Linked DNA regions of Homo sapiens: region 1 is linked to region 2. The links are chromatin contacts, found by Hi-C or POLR2A ChIA-PET in ENCODE. All regions are on one chromosome and are shown on one strand. Each heading gives the region's core, a stretch centred on a gene start or an enhancer-like site at or near the end of the contact. The rest is flanking DNA. Distances are from core to core; before and after follow the strand shown. Region 1 overlaps LOC105371912 (a long non-coding RNA gene). Region 2 holds the start of TMC6 (transmembrane channel like 6).

Region 1 (3,780 bases), core at 1,260-3,759, 210 kb before region 2:
GGCAGTTTACACCCCTTAGCTTCCTTTTGTTTTTGAGGCAGGGTCTCCTTCTGTCACCCAGGCTGGAGTGCAGTGGCATGATCATAGCTCATTGCAGCCCCTGCCCCCTAGGCTCAATGGATCCTCCTGCCGCAACCTCCTGAATAGCTGGGACTACAGGCATGTGCCACCACACCTGGCTAATTTTTCTATTTTTTTGTAGAGACGGTGGGGGTGGGGGGGGGGTCTCCCTATGTTGCTTACACTGGTCTCGAACTCCTGGGCTCAAGCCATCCTCCCGCCTTAGCCTCCTAAAGTGCTGTGATTACAGGCATGAGCCACTGTGCCCAGTCATCCTTCCTTTTTAAAGAAAGTTGACTGAGCGAGGTGGCTGTTGCCTGTAATTTCAGCACTTTGGGAGGCAGAGGTGGGAGGATCACATGAAGCCATGAGTTTGAGACCAGTCTGGCCAACATGGTGAAACCCCATCTCTACTAAAAATACAAAAATTAGCCAGGCATGGTGGGGTCCACCTGTAGTCCCAGCTACTCAGGAGGCTGAGGCATGAGAATTGCTTGAACCCAGGAGGCAGAGGTTGCAGTAAGCTGAGATCGTGCCACTGCACTCCAGCCTGGGTGACAGAGTGAGACTCCATCTCAAAAAAAAAAAAAAAAAAAGTTATCACACTAATACATTGTATTACATGTGTACTAAATATATAGCTATCCTCAAGGAAAATTAATAAAATATTGAACTCATCCCCATGCCCAGTCCAACTAACTCAGTTCACTGCCCAGAAAAATAAATATTATCCACAAGTGGCTACTAATTCTTTAATTAACTAGATAGCTGAATTGAATAGTTTTATTTATAACTTGGATTATTGCTGTAGAATACGGGTTAAAAGGTTTGGCAAGAGCTACCCAAACTTGGGATGGAAATCTGCTGAGAGGAGCCTAGTCTGCTGAGAGAGAGAGAAAGAAAGTACCATTCAAATATGAGCCCAGGGAGAGGCAGGAAACCACTTTCTCCCCAGGACTCTGTACTACAATCTTTCAGGGCGTGCTGGACAGGTGAGGGGAAACCTAAACGCGCCAATGCCCTCCTTCATGAATAAGTAACAGCCGCCCAGTGCTTTGACTCATTCGTCAATAGAGAGTTCACTTCCTGACAAAGAAGCCAGCGCCTTCACACTCACATGTAAGTGACGGAGTAATCAATTGACGATTAATTACAGAGGAAGTTACCAGGAATATAGAATTGCTCTATCAAAATTCAGCGGCTAAGGCAGTATTTTTCAGGTGTGCTTCTGTTATGGAGATCAGACCTGCAGCTGAAATAAACCAGAGTGGTGGTGTTTCCTGAAAGAATATGTCTGCTCAATCTTGGGGGGCTTCCAGTTGGGGGGGGGAGCCTGGGAAGACTGGGTCAGATCCTGGTGTCATCATCCTCCGACTAGGCTGTCATTGTGTCATCTGTAAAACGAGGATGCTGACCTCTACAGAGGGCTCTGGTGAGGTCCCTGGGTTCCTGGCCTGACACATAGTGGGGGCTCAACTGGAGATTCTTCCTTCTCCTGTCACCTGCTCACCAGCACCCCCCTCTGACTGCCCCCAAACCCACTCCTCAATTCTGGAGTTGAAAGGAACCTTACAAGGCTGGTTTCTTTTACAGATGGGTACTTTGACAGACTTGGGTAATTGGGTAAAAGTCAGAGATCTCAATTTCTTTTTTAAGAGACAGGGTCAGCTGGACATGGTGGCTCATGCTTGTAATCCCAGGAATTTGGGAGGCTGAGGCAGGTGGATCACCTGTTCAAGACCAGCCTGGCCAACATGGTGAAACCCCATCTCTACTAAAATTACAAAAATTAGCCAGGCGTGGTGGCTTGCATCTGTAGTCCCAGCCACTGGGGAGATCTGAGGCAGGAGAATTGCTTGAACCCGGGAGGCGGAAGTTGCAGTGAGCCAAGATTGAGCCACTGCACTCCAGCCTGGGCGACAGAGCAAGACTCCATCTCAAGCAAAAAAGAGACAGGGTCTCACTTTGTCACCCAGGCTGGAGTGCAATGGTGTGATCATAGCTCACTGCAGTCTCAACCTCCTGAGTTCAAGTGATCCCCCAACCTCAGCCTCTCAAGTAGCTAGAACCACAGGTGTGCACTACCACGCCTGGCTGATTTTAATTTTTTTGCAGAGACGGGGGTCTCACTATGTTGCCCAGGCTGGTCTTGAACTCCTGGCCTTAAGTGATCCTCCGGCTTCGGCCTTCTGAAGTGCTGGGATTACAGGCATGAGCCACTGCACCCACCCAGTGATCTCATTTCTGAACAGGGAAGGGGCAGAGGGCCCACACAGGGAGTAGGGTTGGGGTAGAGTGAGAAGGGAAAGGAGAAGGGGAAGGTGACTGGGAATTCTCACCCATTCTCACTTCTGCTTTGTGGGTTAGAAACACTGAGCTGCCTCATCCTCCTGTCTCTGAACTTCCTTCACAGCCCATTGGGCCATTTGCATATGTCTCGTTGAAATTCCGGATCACGGCGTCACTGCCTCCTCCCCATGGCCCCCAGAGGGTGACCGGAGCATCACTAGGAGCCAAAGAATGGGGATGAGCAGTGCGGGGTAGTGTTGACCGCCCCAACTTTCCCATGGTGACTCACTCTTATTCAATAGACAGACCATTTTCCTAGAATGTTGCAACAGGGGTATTAGGGTTTTTCCAGAGCTTTCCACTCTCGATTACCCAACCCTGAGCCCCTCGCGTGGAACTCGAGGTGATCCCCGCTAGTGAGGGCTGGACATTTGCCTCTGGCCTTGGCATCCCCTTCATCTTGAACTTTCTCAAGGGGCAGAGCCAGCCTCCCGAGATGGGTTCTGTGCACCCCGGTTGTGCCCGCAGTAGGCTCCTGGACTGTTTTTCTTTCTTAATACATATTTGTTTAATGGATGGGATGACTGGAAATTACTTATCCCTGACGAAGAAACAGGAAGGCAAACAGTTTTACATTTCTTTTTACAAAAACTGTCTTGAGTTTTACCCTGTTCGTCTTTCTTCACTTTAGATTGTGAAGTTTCCAACTCTAACTCCTAAAAATCTTAGTGGAGAGATTCTAAACCCTTCGAGGGTGAGATCAAATCTCCTTCCTCCTTTCTCTCCCCAATCCCTGGTTCATAGTTATGTACTAGGTGCTTAATAGATCTTATTGTATTGGATTATTTTAAAAGTCATTATTTTATACAAAAGATTAGCTGTGCATAGTGGTGGGCGCCTGTAATCCCAGCTATTTGGGAGGCTGAAGCAGGAGAATCACTTGAACCCAAGAGGAGGAGGTTGCAGTGAGCCTGAGATCATGCCATTACGCTCCAGCCTGAGCAACAGAGTGAGACTCCATCTCAAAAAGAAAAAAAAAAAAGTTATTATTTTAAAAGTCAGCCGCTTATAGAGTCAGGCGTGTTAGGTATCATCAATGAAGCCTGGGCTGAGTTCAGGAATCCCGAACCTGTTTGGGTGCATTTGAGCTGATTGCCTTGTCAAAAAGTTCAGTAATGGCTCTGGCAAACTATGGCTTTGCGAGAGTTGGTGGAGGGGATTATAATGGTCTTTATTCCAAGGGAAAGTCTACTGCTTGAGCAGGGCACACCGGCTGGTGCCTGTAGTTCCAGGTACTCAGGAGGCCGAGGCAGGAGGATCACTTGAGCCCAGGACTTCAAGGCTGCAGTGAGTGAGCTACGATCAAGTCAATCCACTGTAGCCTGGGTGACAGAGCCAGACCCTGTCTCTCTGTCTTTCTCTCTCTTTTTT
Region 2 (3,420 bases), core at 494-2,993:
CGCCTGGCTGCCTCCAGGGATGTCCAGCCTGCAGCTGAGGCCCTCTCTGTTCAACTCCTTCCAGCCTGGATAGGCAGGACTTGACCTCGAGGCCTGAGCTGGGAGCCTGACATGGGTGGGGATGGGAACGGTGGGGGCACAGGGGCCAAACTCTTTATCTGCCGGCCTCACCCTGGAGGGTGTGATAATGACAGGATGGTGGGCTCCCCAGAACCTGGCTGCTGGGTTTCCAGATACTCTTGGTGTTACTGCTGTACTTCCAGCCCCTGTCATTGGCGTTATGGTTGTGCCAAGACCCAGGCCTAGCACCTGGCCGGTAGTAAGTGCTCAGGAATTGGCTCCATTCATGCTCTCCCAGGCTAGATGTTTAAGACATATCTTTGCCAATTCTCTGTCCTTGGGCCCCTGGGAAGCCCGCAGCCCTTCCTCTCTGCTCCCTCTCTACCTGCTATAGGGCCCAGTCATCTCAGGTCTGAATGTTCATAGCTTTTCTGCCTCTCTGCCCACCTCCTTCCTGGTTTCCAGAGTCCTTTCTGTGTGTCAGGCGCAAGCTATGTGCTGGTGCTGGGCACACAGTGGGCTGGGGTAGGAGGGGGCACAGAACCACAGATGTACATGTCAATAGGAAGTGGTAGGTGCTCCACCAGGGTTCAATCTGGGGAGGCTCCCCAGAGGAGGTGGCATTCATGCAAATTCAGTGTGGGTATGCAGGGAGGGGGAAGCAGTGGGAGGAGAGGCAGGGGCTGGGTCTCCATGCCAGGGTGCCACTTGCCAAGAACCAGCTTGGGGTAGCCATCTGAGGACCACACTGGCAGCTCCAAAAGGCCCCAGCCTTGACCCCTGCCTGGTCCTCGCTTTTGCTTGCCTGCTCTCCCCTGCAGCAGTGCCCTCTCCTGCCCTCCTGGGCCCCAGCTCACATTCACCCTGCCTGCTTCATGGCTTCTCCCCGCCAGGAATGACCCTCCCTTCCAAATGGGCTTGGGGTGGGGGGTACAATCTCAAAGGCAGTTTCCTCCATAGAGTTCCCAGGTGGACCACTAAGTCTCCTGCTTTGGCTGGGGGCACCCTAAAGGGTGATTAACTTCTCTCAGCCTCAGTTTCCTCATCTGTGAAATGGGAATATCAGTGCATACCTTCCTGGCTCATGGGGAATAACAGAAAACAGGGCAACGGGTACAGCACCTGGGGACAGTCACCTAAGTGTCAGCGTGTCCTCCTTTTCATCCCCTCCTCTCCACACAGCACACAGGAAGTGAGCCAGAACTCTTGCTAGATAAACAATGAACCCCGCCCAGGTGTCAGGAGTGGGAGATAACCAGGCTCCCCCCGCCGGGGTCGGGGAGAGTCAGCAGGAGGCTTGCGGGGGCGGCGGGGGGGGGGGCGCTGCCCAATCTGGAGTGAGATACTCTGTGTCCCTGGGGCTTTCGGCGGCATCTTACTTGGACGATCCCTAACCATGGGAAGCAGATGAGTCTGGAAATATTGCCCCTTTTTGGAACTTGGGGAAACTGAGCGTCAGAAAAATTGGGGACTTCAACCAGGGGCTGGAATGAATCCAGCCCAGCTCAGACCTCAGGAGGAGGGGTCGGAAGTTGGCAGGGGAGGAAGGCATAGTCGCCGCGGGGCGCCCGGAGGAGGGCGGGGGCGCCGCGGGCCGGGCCGGGTCACGTGATAGCCGAGGCCCGCCCCCCCCCCCCCCGCCCACGTGGGCCGGGAGGTGCGGCTACTCCCCCGGCCCCGGCAGACCTGCGACTGGCCCAGTCGCCCCTGGGGCCCTTTGCCACTCCCTTGGCAAGGAGAGCCGAGACCTCAGTTCCCGGCGGCTCTTGCGGGGCACAGGTGAGCCCTGGCTGCGCGCGCGGCCCCTCCTCCCCGGCGCCTCCCAGGTGAGCGGCCGCGATCCCGGTCCCGGGTCCCGCCAGCCCCAGCTGCTTCTCCTATGCGGGGACAGCGGCAATCCCCCCTGAATTCCTTTCGGCCTCTGGGGCCATTTGGCAGCCGAGTTCCCTCCCCGGGTGCTCCTGGAGCTCCCAGGGCTTGACCCTCCGGCTCGGACAGAGCTGGGAGCGGCAGGGGCGGGGAGGACAGTGCGGGGAGCAAAATCCGCAGCCCCCACCCAGGTCCCCCAGCCGAGCGCCAGGGCACGGGGAGGGGAGGGGAGGGGGTGTGGCCGGGATGGGAAGGGGCGGGGGACAGGGAGGCCGGCTGGACGGGTTCGGTGGCCCCAGAGTTGCAGCCGCTCTGGGCTCTGGGGCCAGGTTGCGGTTCTCCCTGGGTAGCGGCTGCTCCCGGGAAGCTCGCTGCCGGCTGGGGTGGGGGTTCCTGGAAACGGGCGCCACCCAGCCTCTCCCCACCTAGCTCAGGAATGGTGCGCCTGGAAACTCCGCTGGACTTGCCTGGGCCTCGGGGCGGAGTGCTGGGGCGCTGGGTGCCCGAGTCCCCGGGTTCCCTGAGCTTAGAAGGGCCTGTCTGGAGGAAGGGATTCCAGCTCTAGGGACTGGGTGGGGCGTCCTCAGCCCCTCTTTCGGCAGCTGTCCCGTGTTAGGCTGGGTGGGGCCGCCTCGGACCCAGCTCTGGGCTGGTTTTCCCACGTCTTTGCTCCTGCTGGAGGGAGGGGGTGGTGTGGGGCCTGGGCCCGAAGATGGCACCCAGGACACTGAGGGAGGGCGCCGTCCGGTCCTGTGACTGGCACCCCTGCAAGGAGCTGCTCTGTCGGGGCGCCCCCGGGCTTTGCCTGTCCGAGGAAAGCGCCCTTCAACCCGGCCGACTTTGAGCCCTGAGTTCCTGAGGGTGAGCGCAGGAGGAGTCCAGGGCAGAGGCCGGCAGGACTCGCTGGTGGCTGGGAGCTGAGTCCTGGCTCCACTCTCACAGATGAACGGGCCCCGAGCCCAGGGCCCCAGACAAGGCTGCTCTGGTTCCAGTTGTGCCGGGTGACGGCAGAGCCAGGACAAAGGAGGCCTGTTGAGGTCCTGGCCACCCCCAGCCGGCCGCCCTGGGATGATGGAATGCAGGGCAGTGGGTCTTCTGAGAACATGAGGACCTTGGCGCCCTGACGGCGGTGGCATGGAGTGACCTCTGTGTGTGGGGGAGGAGCCCCCTGTGCTGCTTCCGCCTGGGGCTGGTTGGGGGTGAGGGCTCCAGCAGCTAATTTCCTGCTAGAGGAAGTTCTTTGAGGTCACAGGGCAGACGCAGAGAAGGCCTACAGCCTACTCTGACCTTTCTCTCCAAAAAGGAGGTGTCTCTGTGCCAGAACCCTGGGCATGGAGATCCTGAAAGGGGCTGTGTCTACAGGCACCCTACCTCTTCCCCATTTCCCAGGGACTGGCGACATCGAGGAAACAGATGTGGAACTGCAGACCCCACACCCTTCCTTCCTCTCTCCCCTCCCCTGACACTGGAGGGGGCCCCCCATTCCATTCT

Evidence for each region. A loop is a pair of places that touch in the nucleus more often than their neighbours do. ChIA-PET counts read pairs that join two places held with the same protein, here RNA polymerase II (POLR2A). Pooled maps may share reads with other maps.
Region 1: a loop to region 2 is called in a map of B cell, with 2.9 times the contacts of the local background. The contact joins the enhancer-like site here to the promoter of TMC6 in region 2. A Hi-C loop is called at or near these places in 1 of 168 maps with a recorded cell type or tissue (B cell) and 6 of 50 pooled maps. POLR2A ChIA-PET finds 5 or more read pairs at or near these places in 4 of 52 experiments (B cell, HEK293, T-cell and 1 more).

The regions. Positions count from the first base shown.
Region 1 is chr17:78,336,365-78,340,144 of GRCh38, reverse strand. All of the region lies in intron 1 of LOC105371912 (a long non-coding RNA gene), which reads right to left. Among named protein-coding and RNA genes, the nearest start is that of SOCS3, 22 kb to the left of the region's middle. RefSeq lists a silencer at 1,053-1,162. Within about 2 kb of position 2,509, at least 8 of the 41 ENCODE cell types and tissues checked have a DNase peak (open chromatin) inside an H3K27ac peak, as active enhancers do; they include B cell, where a contact is called at or near this core.
Region 2 is chr17:78,127,078-78,130,497 of GRCh38, reverse strand. It overlaps TMC6 (transmembrane channel like 6), which reads left to right and starts at 1,743. Exons shown (of 20, transcript NM_001127198.5): 1 at 1,743-1,886. RefSeq lists a silencer at 1,650-2,179 and an enhancer at 2,860-3,109.